Linked DNA regions of Homo sapiens: region 1 is linked to region 2. A link is a contact called in ENCODE Hi-C or POLR2A ChIA-PET data. All regions are on one chromosome and are shown on one strand. The core of a region is the stretch at or near the end of the contact, and the rest is flanking DNA. Distances in the headings are between cores, read along the strand shown. Region 1 overlaps SLC23A1 (solute carrier family 23 member 1). Region 2 overlaps CTNNA1 (catenin alpha 1).

Region 1 (6,085 bases), core at 3,070-5,569, 550 kb after region 2:
CAGCTGAACAAAGATACTGTAACATGATTTGAGTGGTGCTTTTCCTTGCTTTGTTAACCATCACGAGAGTCTGCAGCACAACTTTTAACAAAGCTAGAACAGTTTTGGCTTCTTAAACTTCATATTTGGGTAGGTTAAGCTGCCATACGTGTTCAGTGTGAATAGTGTTTAAGTTGAAAATATTGTAAAAAAATTATATTTTTTCAAAAATATTTAAAAAAATAAATAATAGTAGAACTGAGCAGATGGTTGTGTTTATTGGTGCTGGAATGTACTGTAGTGGTGTTACTCACTTGAGTATGGGCCCAGTGCCTCAGGACAATCTTGCTGGCAAAATGTGCTAAGCTTTCAGGCTTTGTTAGATTCTAACAGGTATGTTGCCATGCAAGTACCTTTCCAGAATATAGCAGTAGAATAACTCCATTGCCCATCCTTGCTTCTTAATCACCTCAGACTTCAGTGTCAGGGGAATCCTAGATAGTCATGTAAGAAACTTTATGGCTGACCAATATGATGGTGACCTTACTCTAATAGAACCTCCATTGTTTTTTGTTCTTCACAAGGGCTTTTTTTGAGCTTATTAGGTTGAAAAAGATTAAGAGAGCCATATAGTCAGTTCTGACTCACATTCTTCTGGCAGTGGGTATGGGGGAGGTTCTTTGGTGTGGGCACCTGTACCCCAGTGTGTGGTTGGTTGGTTGGTTGGTTTTTGGAGACGGAGTCCTGCTCTGTTGCCCAGGCTGAAGTACAGTGGCACGATCTCAGCTCACTGCAACCTTCACCTCCCAGGTTCAAGTGATTCTCCTGCCTCAGCCTCCCAAATAGCTAGGATTACAGTTGTGTGCCACCACACCTGGCTAATTTTTGTATTTTTAGTAGAGACCGAGTTTCACCATGTTAGCCGGGCTGGTCTTGAACTCCTGACTTCAGGTTATCCACCTGCCTCGGCCTCCCAAAGTGCTGAGATTACAGGCGTGAGCCACCGCACCCAGCCTTTATTTATTTATTTATTTATTTATTTATTTATTTATTTTCAAGACAGAGTCTCACTCTGTCACCAAGGCTGGAGTGCAGTCATGCAATCTCAGTTCAATGCAACCTCTGCCTCCTGGGCTCAAGTGATTCTCCTGTCTCAGCCTCAAGTAGCTGGGATTACAGGCGCCTACCACCACGCCTGGCTAATTTTTGTATTTTTTTAGTAGAGATGCGGTTTTGCCATGTTGGCCAGGCTGGACTCGAACTCCTGACCTCAGGTGATCGCCCTTAAGAGTAAAGATTCTTGAATGTGGCTTTTGTTGGGAAAAAAATTTAAAAAAAGAAAAGGGGGCTCTAGGCTGGGTGCGGTGGCTCACGCCTGTAATCCCAGTACTTTGGGAGGTCAAGGTAGGTGGATCATTTGAGGTTAGGAGTTTGAGACCAGCCTGGCCAACATGGTGAAACTCCATCTCTACAAAAATAAGCTGGGCATGGTGGTAGACGCCTGTAATCCCAGCTACTCAGAAGGCTGAGACAGGAGAATTGCTTGAACCCGGGAGGTGGAGGTTGCAGTGAGCCGAGATGGCGCCACTGCACTCCAGCCTGGGCGACAGAGCAAGACTCTGTCTCAAAAAAAAAGGAAAAGGGAACTCTAGCCAGACTTCCTGGATGTGAATCCTGTGATCATGGGCATATCACTTAACCTTTCTGTACCTTCCTTTCCACATCTCTAAAATAGCAGTAATAACTGTCTCTGGATTATGTGAGTAGTTAATATATATAAGTACTTAAGACATAGAAAGTCCTGTTTTAAGTGTTGTTATTTTTACTATTAAGGAGTCATCTAGGCTAACCTCTCTTTTTGGGAACTTTTCTTGTCTGTCTGAGGGAACGTGCACATTGAACCCACTTCAGTGTTTAGTAGAGAGCCAGGCATCTGCATTACAGATAGTGATGGAAGGTTTCCGAGCATCAGCTGCCCATGCGTTCTGAAGACCTAAGGACAAAGTGTCACCTCATCAGGGCTTGTACAGGCATCGTTTTAGGATAAAGGCATCCTGTTTTAAAGGGTTTTAATTTTATGACGTTATTGAGACAAGGCAGTGTATATGAGAGGATTTTTCCTGTTCTTGTGCTGCATTTCTCAACATTTTCCATGTCGCATATCAAAGTGATACTTGTTTAGCATACTGGAGTACAAGAATGAGGCTGCCAGTGGCTAGAGTTCTTAGCTCAAGGACTCCAATTGGCCCAGATTCTGCCCAGGTGTCTGGAAGGCTAGAGGATCTGCATTTCAGCATACTTGTAGCCTCTTAGTGGCCCACACTAGTTGGGAAGTTCTGCTGTTACTATGAAATGGTAAAGGAATTCCACCCAAAATCCGTATGTTGACTTTTTACCCAGCTCACCTTCTCTTTGAGGACATTCAAACAGTTTACAAGAAAGAGAACTGAGTAGTTTGGTTTTTCTTTGGTTAAAGCATAAGAATGTTTTGATTATTCAACCCTCCCACAAAAACCATAGACACATCCTACCTTTCCTGGAAGTCATTTTTCAGACCTTGGTGCACACAGATGCAGTTTCTGTATTTTCTGGAGTGTCTTCTGGAATTGCAATCTGATCTTTTGAACTTGAAGAAAATCCTTTGAAGACTGGGCAGATAGGAATGTATTTCAGAAAGGTAATTCTTTTTACTATGCCCATCCCAATGGGGAAATCGTAGCTCTTGAGGCTGGAAGACATGTCACTGTTGGCATGAGCCCCAGCTTTCCACTGTATCAGACCACGCTCCTCTGGGCTCCCTGGAAGAGGATAGTGAGGTCATTTACCAAGGCCAGCAACCCTCAGCCACCCCCACTTCCCATAACCCAGTCCTAAGGCAGACTTCTGGAATCAAGTATCTTCCTTAACTATCATTTGGTCCTAAAACGTGGCTGAATCTATGGTTTCTGAGCTCCTAACTTGGCCAGAGCTCTAAGGAACACTAAAGGATACTAGTTATAGTAGTATTTATTGTGTAACTACAGTGTGCCAGGCTCTGTGCTAAGTGCTTTAATTTCATTATCTTGTTTCTTGAAAACATACCCCTGGGAGATGTATAGACACCATTGTACAAATTTTTATTTTATTTTATTTTATTTATTTATTTTTTTGAGACAGTCTCGCTCTGTTGCCCAGGCTGGAGTGCACTGGCACGATCTCGGCTCACTGCCACCTCCTCCTCCCGGGTTTAAGCGATTATCCTGCCTCAGTCTCCTTAGTAGCTGGGATTACAGGCATGCACCACCATGCCCAGCTAATTTTTGTATTTTTAGTAGAGACGGGGTGTCACTATGTTGGTCAGGCTGGTCTTGAACTCCTGACCTTGTGATCTGCCTGGCTTGGCCTCCCAAAGTGCTGGGATTATAAGCGTGAGCCACTGTGCCCGGCCTATACAAAATTTTAAGATGAAGAAAGGGACAAAAAGTTAAGTAATTGTGAACCTAAATCTGTGAGTATGTGGTAATGTGTGTTAGGCCCATGGGGACCAAATCAAGTCCAGATTGCGTTCTGGGGGTAAGGGAGGCATATTTTGAAACACTATAATCAGTGTTAATATTTCATATTATGATTCCATATGTGAAAAACTCATTTTTATAATACAAACTTCAGAAAGTCAAGCTAAATAAAATCTTTGGAGGTAGGGATACACCAAATAATTTGTTTTTTTGTGTTGTGTTTTTTTTGTTGTTGTTGTTGTTTTTGAGACAGAGTCTTGCTCTGTTGCCCAGGATGGAGTACAGTGGGTTGATCTCGGTTCACTGCAACCTCTGCCTCCCAGATGCAAGCGATTCTCCTGCCTCAGCCTCCCGAGTAGCTGGGATTACAGGTGTGACCCACCACGCCCGGCTAATTACTGTAATTTTAATAGAGATGAGGTTTCACCATGTTGGCCAGGCACTGGTGTCGAACTCCTGACCTCAAGTGATCAGCCCGCCTTGGCCTTGCAAAGTTCTGGGATTATAGGTGTGAGCCACTGAGCCGGGCTAGTAATTTTTACAACTAGGAATTCTCCCTCAGGTGGGGCAGGGTCACATGAGATCTCAGGTTTTCACAAGAGGGCTGGGATCGACAAAGACTGAAATACTATAAATCTAGCAGGAGTGGGAATTTCCACTTGCTGGCAGCCCAGGCTGAGAACAAACCCATGAGTAGCACAAACCAAGTTATGTTCCAAAATCTCACAGGAGAGGGCACTGAGGGAAGGTGGAGTCCCTAGGGAAGACTACCTGGAAGAGACACTGTTTGGGCTTGGCTCTACAAAGGGCACACACAGTCTGGAAGAGAAACCTTGATTGGGCTTGGCTGTACAAAGGGCACACACAGTGGGCACAGTAGAGTGGGATGAGCCATAGGTGTGGCGTAGGACTATGTTTCTGGTGTCCGATTACCTCGCACCACTGCCAAGACACACATGGCAGCCAGCCCAGAGCTCCCTCTAGCAGACCAGTCAGCCTGCCCACTACATCCCAACCTTCAGTGCCTTCTGTACTTCTCCAAGCCCCCTCCTTTTTCCTAGGCCTCACCTACTCTCCCTCATCAGTAAACCCTCCCAATAACTCCAGCCCGGCTTCCTTGACTTCATTGCTTGCTTAAATCTAGTTTTACCACCTATCTTGTGCCAGGAGCTCCTCTAAACAAATTGTTACTGACTTACACTTTTTGGCATATCCTCCTCAGTGTCTGATTCAGGGCCAAGCTGGTAAGCTCTAGCAGCATGTGCTGAACTAAACGGACTGCCCTCTAAGGTTGGGCTCTGGATAGGTAAAGACAAAGAGCACCCTGTGTCTACTAAAAATACAAAAAATTAGCCAGGCGTGGTGGCGGGCACCGGTAGTCCCAGCTACTCGGGAGGCTGAGGCAGGAGAATGGTGTGAACCTGGGAGGCACAGCCAAGATTGCGCCACTGCACTCCAGCCTGGGCGACAGAGCGAGACTCCGTCTCAAAAACAAAACAAACAAACAAACAAAAAAAACAAATGCAAAATGGCCCATCCCCAGCAGGAAGTTAAGGGCTGGAAAAGGCTTTTGCTATTCCATGGTTAAGGACAGGGTTTTGAGCCAGCTAGACCTTAGTTTGAATCCAGGTTGTGTGACCTTAGGCAAGTGACAACCCCCCTGAGCTTTAGGTTCCTCAGTGGATACTGAAGACTGCTGAGCTTATGTGGCATGACACACAGGATGATTCCTGGCAGGGACAGTTGTGATGCTCAGGTGGGTTGAAATGTGGGGTATAAGGGACTCAGGCAGTTCTGCAGCTGTTGTTAAGGATGACTGGATAGCTTAAACTAGCCACCCAAGTCACAAAGAAGCCTCTTCATGTACAGATGCCTACCCAGATGCTCTCCATCTCCTCATATTCCCTAGGCATTGAGGCTGCCACTTGACTGTCTCAGGCCCATAGGATGGTCTGTTCCAGCCCCCAGTCTAGCATCCTCTAAATGGGCAGGGGTACCATGTTCAAATAGCCACCCATCCATCGAAGGGACAGCTGCTACCAAGAGCACCTTCCTTTGATTCTGCCTAAAATCCTACGGGGAACCCTGGCCCTCCTCTGTCCTCCCCAGCCCCAACCCACCAGCTGTTCAGAGACAGCCTCTGACACCTATGTTATGTGAACATGAACACTTGGATCTTGAGAGAGAGGGAGGCAGACAGGACCTGTGGCTGTGATCAGGCTGGTAAGTGACAAAATGGAGGCCCATCATCTTGCTACTACCATCCCTTATGTCCCTATACTGATGCAGTCATTAACTCCCATCTCCATGGAGCCTTCCCCAGTCCTGCAGCCCAGGTCCCCTGAAACCCTCCAGCAGAGGCAGTATGGTGCAGTGGATGGGACACAGGCCATTGACTGCGTCAGATGGATGTTGTTAAAAATCCCAGATTTAGCCAGATGGTATATAGCATGCACCTGTACTCTCAGCTCTTCAGGAGGCCGAGACAGAAGGATTGCTTGAGTCCAGGAGTTTGAGGCTGTAGTATGCTATGATCACACCTGTGAATAACCACTGCACTCCAGCCTGGGCAACATAGACCCCCATCTTAATTTAAAAATAGAGGCTAGGTG
Region 2 (6,539 bases), core at 1,346-3,845:
CTTTCCATATACCTGTTGGTCATTTGTATGTCTTCTTTTGAGAAATGTATGTTTAGCTCATTTGTCTTTTTTTTTTTTAAGACAGAGTTTTAGTGTGTCACTCAGGCTGGAGTGCAGTGGTGCAATCTCGACTCACTGCAACCTCCACTTCCCAAGTTCAAGCAATTCCTGTCTCAGCTTCCTGAGTAGCTGAGACTACAGGCATGCGCCACCATGCCCAGCTGATTTTTGTATTTTTAGTAGAGTCAGGTTTTCACCATGTTGGCCAGGCTGGTCTCGAACTCCTGGCCTCAAAAGTGATCCACCTGCCTTGGCCTCCCAGAGTGCCTGGATTACAGGTGTGACCCACCGTGCCCGGCTACATTTGCCCATTTTAAAATCAGATTATTTGAGTTTTTGCTGTTGAGTTGTTTGAGTTGTTTGTATATTCTAGATATTAATCCCTTATCAGATGAATAGTTTGCACATATTTTCTCCTGTTCTTCAGGTTGGCTCTTCACTCTGTTGATTATTTCCTTTGTTGTGCAGAAGATTTTTAGTTTATATAATTCCGTTTGTCTGTTTGAATATAACATTCCATTTTTTCCTGGCCTGTAGCGTTTCTGCATAGAAATCTGCGTTATTCTAATGGGAATTCCCTTTTATGTGACTTGATGCTTTTCACTTGCTGTCTTTAGAATTTTATCTTTGTCTTTTGACTTTTGACAATTTGACTATAATGTGCCTTGGGTGTATAACTACCCACTAATTATAACTACTTTTTTGATTCAATCTCTTTGGGGACTTTTTGGGCTTTTTGGATCTGTATGTCCATATCTCTCCCCAGACTTGGGAAGTTTCCAGCTATTATTTAATTAAATAGGTTTTCTATGCCTTTTCTTTTCTCCTTCTGGAATTCCCATGATGGGAATATTGGTTGATTTAATGCTATCCTATAAGTTTTGCAGGCTTTCTTCACTCTTTTTCATTGTTTTTTGTTTGTTTGTTTTTCCTCTGGGTAATTTCAAGCTACCTATCTTCAAGTTCTGAGATTTTCTTTTTCTTGGTGAAATCTTTTGAAACTTTCTATTGTATTTTTTATTGAATTCTTCGTTGTTTTCACCATTAAATTCTTTAGCTGCATGATTTCTGTTGGTTCTTCTTCATGCATTCTTTTTGTTGAATTTCTCATTTACATCCTGATTTTGGTGAATTTTCTATTTGTATTTTATTGTATCTCTTTGAGGTTCCTTAAGATAATTATTTTATTTTATCTTTTTGAGACAGACTTTCGCTGTCATCTGTTGCCCAGGCTGGAGTGCAGTGGCATGATCTTGGCTCATTGCAACCTCCACCTCCCAGGTTCAAATGATTCTTGAGCCTTAGCCCCGTCCCTGCGCCCCCGCCCCCACAACCAAGTAGCTGGGATTACTGGTGTGAGCCACTGCATCTGGGCCTAGATTTTAAATTCTTTTTCTGGCAGTTTGTTGATTTCCCCCTTTTTTTTCCTTTTTCTTTTTTTTTTTTTCAGACAGGGTCTTGCTCTGTCGCCCAGGCCAGAGTGCAGTGGCATTTTCTCGGCAGTCTCAAGTGATCCTCCCATCTCAGCCTCCCAAATTGCTGGGGCTACAGGCATGCCATATCCAGCTTTTTTTTTTTTTTGGGAGCGGGGGTGGGTAGAGATAGGGTCTTGTTACGTTGTCCAGGCTGGTCCCGAACTCCTGGGCTCACACTGACTTCCTTTTTATTGGGTTCTAGTGTTAAAGAGTTATATTCCTTTCTTGGTGTCATATTTACTTGCTTTCTCATGTTTCTTATGTCCCTGTTTTGATGTCTGTGCATGTGGTGGGACAATCACCTCTTCTACAGTCTTTTGAATGGCTTTTATAGAGACTTTCCCTTGCAGTTGGATTTTAGTGTGCTGGTTAGGGAGTGTGTGTTGGCTCTGTGTCCAGTAGGAGCAATAGTACAGTCTTCGTGCAGCTTCTTCACCTGTGTTCAACATCAGCAGTAACTTTGGGTGCCTCAGTTGCCTAGGCTGTAGAAGTTTGTGGTAGTTGTGGCAGTCATGTAGGTCCTTGGTGTCAAGGGTTTTTGGGGTCCTCCTCTTCTTGTTTTTCTCACAGTAGGGAGACTTAGCTGACTGGGTCCCTGGTTGTGTCAGGTATGACACAGTGTACGAGCAGCTACTGTGGCACTGGGTTCCAGGTACAGGTGCTCGCGGTGGCTGTGGGGCTGGGGTCCCAGGCTCAGGGTTTTGTGAACTTACTGTGGCACCTGGATCTTGGGATGTATTGAGTGCCTGGCTTTGTTCTCTATGGCAGAGTTGGATGTCAGTTGCCCATAAAGCCAGGATCTGTGACTCTGAGGCACCCCAGTAGCTTTGGCCCAGGGGCCTAGGTTGAGGTTATGATTCTTTCCTTAGGGGGCAGGGCACAGCATTGGCGTGATTGGGAAGAAGGGGTGCTCTGGAGGTTTGGGCCCAGGGAGCAGGGTGTATGTAGCTACAATTTGGGAACCTGAGCCAATAGGGCTCAGTGGCAAGTTGGAGCCTAGAGGATGAGGCACCATGCAGTAATGACTCTAGGCCCCCGGATGGTGGAGCTTGGCAGTATCCTAGGCTCTGTGAAGCCAGGTGCAACAGCAGCACATATCCCAGAATGGCAGAGCACAGCTGTTGTGTGGGCCCTGGGGAGGGGAGGGAACAGCACAGCGATTACTCTACTCTGCAAGGAGAGGAGTGTCTCAGCAGTTCAGACTCTAGAGAATCCAGCTTTAGGGAAACAGAATACTAGAGTTGTTTGGCCTGTACGGCGAATGTCTCTGCTCAGCCACTGTTCTGTTTCCCTTGGATGCAGGGTACTATGTCGGCTCAGCCCTGGGATGCTCAGCTGGTTTAGGGCACCAGTTCCCCAGGGGCAATGTGCTGCTTCAGCGCAGGCCTGAGGGGCATGACTTTTCTGGACAGTCCAGGCACTGATTCCTTGGGATGCAGGGCACCACTTCTGCTAAAGCACTTGGATGCGTGACTGCTCTGGGTGCCATTTCCTTGGATTCAGGGCACCGCTTCAAGTTGGGCACTAGTGTGGGGTGACTCCTCTAAGCAGCGAAGGTACTGTTTTCCCTGGAAGGGGAGTGATATTGTTTGGATTTGTGTCCCCCCCCAAATCTCGTGTCTAATTGTAGTCCCCAGTGTTGGAGGAGGGGCATGGTAGGAGGTGATTGGATTGGCGGGGGGCGGGGGGGTGAGTGGGGGGATTTCCCCCTTGCTGTTCTTGGGAGTGAGTTCTCACAGATCTGGTTGTTTAAAATCTCCCCCTTTGCTCTCTTCCTCCTGCTCTCGCCATGTAAGATATGATTCCTTTCTCTTTGCTCTGTGCCATGATTGTAAGATTCCTGAACCACCCACCCCCCGCCCTGCCCCCCACCGCCAGCCATGCTTCCTGTACAGCCTGCAGAACCATGAGCCAATTAAACCTGTAAAGGTAGTCCTTTATAGCAGTGCAAGTATGGGCTAATACAGGGAGAGAAGAGGGGTAGATGGAGTGGCTTCCTCTCTCCTTGGCCCCATGAGTAAGGGTATAACAGTTGCTTGCAGCTTGGGGATGTCTGGCCAATTGGTTGTGATAGTTTGGTGGTGACTTAGCCTTGGGGATGAAGGGAAGCTGTGGCCGCTCACACTAGGAGCAAGACACACTCCAGCCATGGTTCCATTTCCAAGATGGTATAGCACAGTAGTTGCATGGGCTGTAGAGGGCAGGTCACAGTCTCGTCCCCTTCTTGGAGGGAGCACAGCAATGTGGATTCTAGGCAGGTCCCTCAGCTGGGCCTAGTGCCTATGAGAACTGCAGGGACAGTGGTGAGGTCTGTATGTGTCCAAGGTGTTGATGGGGGTTGCTGAAATCCTCTTGCTTACCTCCTCGAAGTAGGGAGGTTTGTCCTGGTTCCCGGGTGATCCTGGTTGGGGTATAGGGTGGTGGAGGCCTGGTGTTTCCTTCTGTTTTCCATGTGGCCAGCCTGAGATTTGTCACCAGGGTTTCTGTAACTCCTCTGATGCGCTTTGGCACTCTATCTCAATTATTTTTATTAAAATGTAGTTGTTTAGTCGTTGTTTTGGGTGTTGTTTTGAGGGGGGTGAATGCTAGGAGCTGCTAGTTGGCCATCTGATGTCACTGTTTTAAACCCTTTGTAAACATAAACTCATTTAATCTTCACAAAATAATGTGAGGTAGATACTATAACTGGTCGCATATTAATTGTAATAGAGGTTACGTAATCTTGCAAGGTCACTCATCTAACAAATGGTGGAGCCAGGATTTGAACCTAGGTTGTTTGGCACCAGAGGACAGAGATACTGTGTTTTAATTGTTCCTATAATCACTGCTGTCTAGAATATTGCCTGGACATAGTGGTGTTCAATAAATATTTGTTTAACAACTGAGTGACTGAACCACTTTGCTGTACTGGAATTGGATTCTAAGTGTGACGCCAATCAGTTACTTTCTAATTAAGTGTGGCTGGAATATTATTTGCTGACTAGAAGTGTTGAATCTCCATTAGCTGCATGTTGTTCTTTGACTGTAAGTGTAAAATTGATGGCAGAAGTAAGGATGGGTTGGCATCAACCTTAGATCCTGTGAGAAGGACCACTTCTGCCTCATATTGTCGACTCTGGCTTCCCAACATGCTAGTGATGTAATAATGCTTTGATGCTTACATTCCCTCCATCTGTGTGCAGAGAGCTTATTGAGGTATTTGATGATAATGTAATGCTTCTTATTTATTACCTAGTCTATGAATTCTTGCCTTTTGTGATTATTTTTTTCTGAAAACTTGGACACTGAATAGTAATGTTACTGTCGGTGTTTTATTTGTAAATACTTTGGACTGGTTGGATTGTTTGACCATGGACCCTTTTTTTAAGTGTAGCCATTTGTATCCAAGAGAAATCTATGGCTATAATTTTATATTGTTAAGAGAGAAATGAGAGGAAACTTCCACTTGAATTTTCAGCTCTTGGTTAGAGGCAGTGTTATAGATTGCTTAGAAGTTAGTTTCTATTTTTTGGTCAGTCCATGGGATATCATTCAGATTACATTGAAAGCAGTTCTTTGTTCCTGAGTCTGCTTGAACCATCACTGGGTTGGTGAAGTTGGGGATTATGAAAGCTAAAGTAGACCAAGAGACTCTAGTTTTGTAAATAATCTATTATGTTGCTTAATAGGTCACTTTCCTCAGTAATCTGGATTACTTATTGGCATTATATATCTTGAAAAGAGTACTTTTAATCATTATTCTTATTACAGTAAATAGTGCTGTACTGTGATAGTGTCCGTTTTCTTTATGTAACAAAATCTAATTTCTTTGTGCTAAGGCAAGAGCAGTTCTAAAGAGAGAAAAAAGAACACTTTAGCAGTCAGGACAAATGATGGTATTTCGTTATTATTTTCATCATAGATTAAAATATATCCCTCATACTTTGTAAATAGGAGTCTATCAGAGATACACTGTGATAAGGGCAAGACAATTAGAAAATGGCACACAGAACATATGCACCAGCTGTTTAAGCATAATGGTTAACCCTAGCTCCTTGTCATAACTCGAGTCTTGAAATGATCACCAATTCTCTAAATCCACAGGATCTTGTTTCTGAATATTTAGCCTAATGTAGTCTTTGGAAAAGTAGAAGTTGGTAATACCATACCAGGCAGTGGCTTAGGAAAGTCATGTGTTGAATAGTAATTATGGCACCTGCTAACTTGAGATGACCGTAAGTGTCTTTGGTAACTAACCTTTATAAGAAGCTATGCTGATCTAGGTCATAGATACTTAGGAGGAATGCCAAAGCTGATTGCAAAGCATTTTTATAAAACGGTAGACAATTTAAGTACTTAAAGGCAAATGCCTTCCCGGAAAACTTTTAGAGCCCCTCAGATTGTGGTGAAGGCAAGACATTTAGAAAATGCCACACAAAACATGTGCACCAGCTGTTTAAGTGTAATGTTTAGTCATAGCCCCTTGTTGCTTGAGTCTTTAAATGATAACTGATTCTTTAAATCTACAGGGTCCTGTTTTTGAATATTTAGCCTAATGTACTGTGTTACAGGGCATTTGGAGTGCTGTGAGCTATTACTTGCAAATTTAGATTCCAAATGAGAAAAGAATTCTAGGAGGAAAAGTAAGCTGTCATGTTATACAAGGTTTGAATAAAGATGCAAACCTAAATATATACTGAGATGAAGTTTCAGAAAAAGGAAGCCAGTTTGGTGTCTCTAATGCCTAATTAGGAACTCATCTAGAAAGATGAACCACTAAATAGCTAAGTCAGATGGCTAATTGAGTAATTGACTTTGTCCTTTCTAACTTGGTCAATTTTCTGTTACTGTTTACACATGTAATACTCAAAATGTTTAAATTTATACTCTAGGATTTAGTTAATGACATTAACATTGACATTTTAACATGTAAAATAAGAGTTGGGCTACCATTTGGTGATTATTTAGAGTTATCACCTGTATTCTTCTTCTGTGGTGGTGATCCATTTTTACTAAAGCCTTTTT

What was found. A loop is a pair of places that touch in the nucleus more often than their neighbours do. ChIA-PET counts read pairs that join two places held with the same protein, here RNA polymerase II (POLR2A). Pooled maps may share reads with other maps.
Region 1: a map with no recorded cell type shows a loop between it and region 2 (2.5-fold over the local background). The contact joins two enhancer-like sites. A Hi-C loop is called at or near these places in 1 of 37 single-sample maps with no recorded cell type and 7 of 50 pooled maps. POLR2A ChIA-PET finds 5 or more read pairs at or near these places in 2 of 52 experiments (Panc1 and activated CD4-positive, alpha-beta T cell).

What each region holds. Positions count from the first base shown.
Region 1 is chr5:139,369,477-139,375,561 of GRCh38, forward strand. SLC23A1 (solute carrier family 23 member 1) reads right to left here. Exons shown (of 15, transcript NM_005847.5): 14 at 2,511-2,777. The coding sequence ends at 2,530. PAIP2 (poly(A) binding protein interacting protein 2) reads left to right here. Exons shown (of 4, transcript NM_016480.5): 4 at 1-241. Among named protein-coding and RNA genes, the nearest start is that of SLC23A1, 11 kb to the right of the region's middle. Within about 2 kb of position 4,320, at least 18 of the 41 ENCODE cell types and tissues checked have a DNase peak (open chromatin) inside an H3K27ac peak, as active enhancers do.
Region 2 is chr5:138,816,641-138,823,179 of GRCh38, forward strand. The region is part of intron 5 of CTNNA1 (catenin alpha 1); the gene reads left to right. Among named protein-coding and RNA genes, the nearest start is that of LRRTM2, 55 kb to the right of the region's middle. Within about 2 kb of position 2,596, at least 2 of the 41 ENCODE cell types and tissues checked have a DNase peak (open chromatin) inside an H3K27ac peak, as active enhancers do.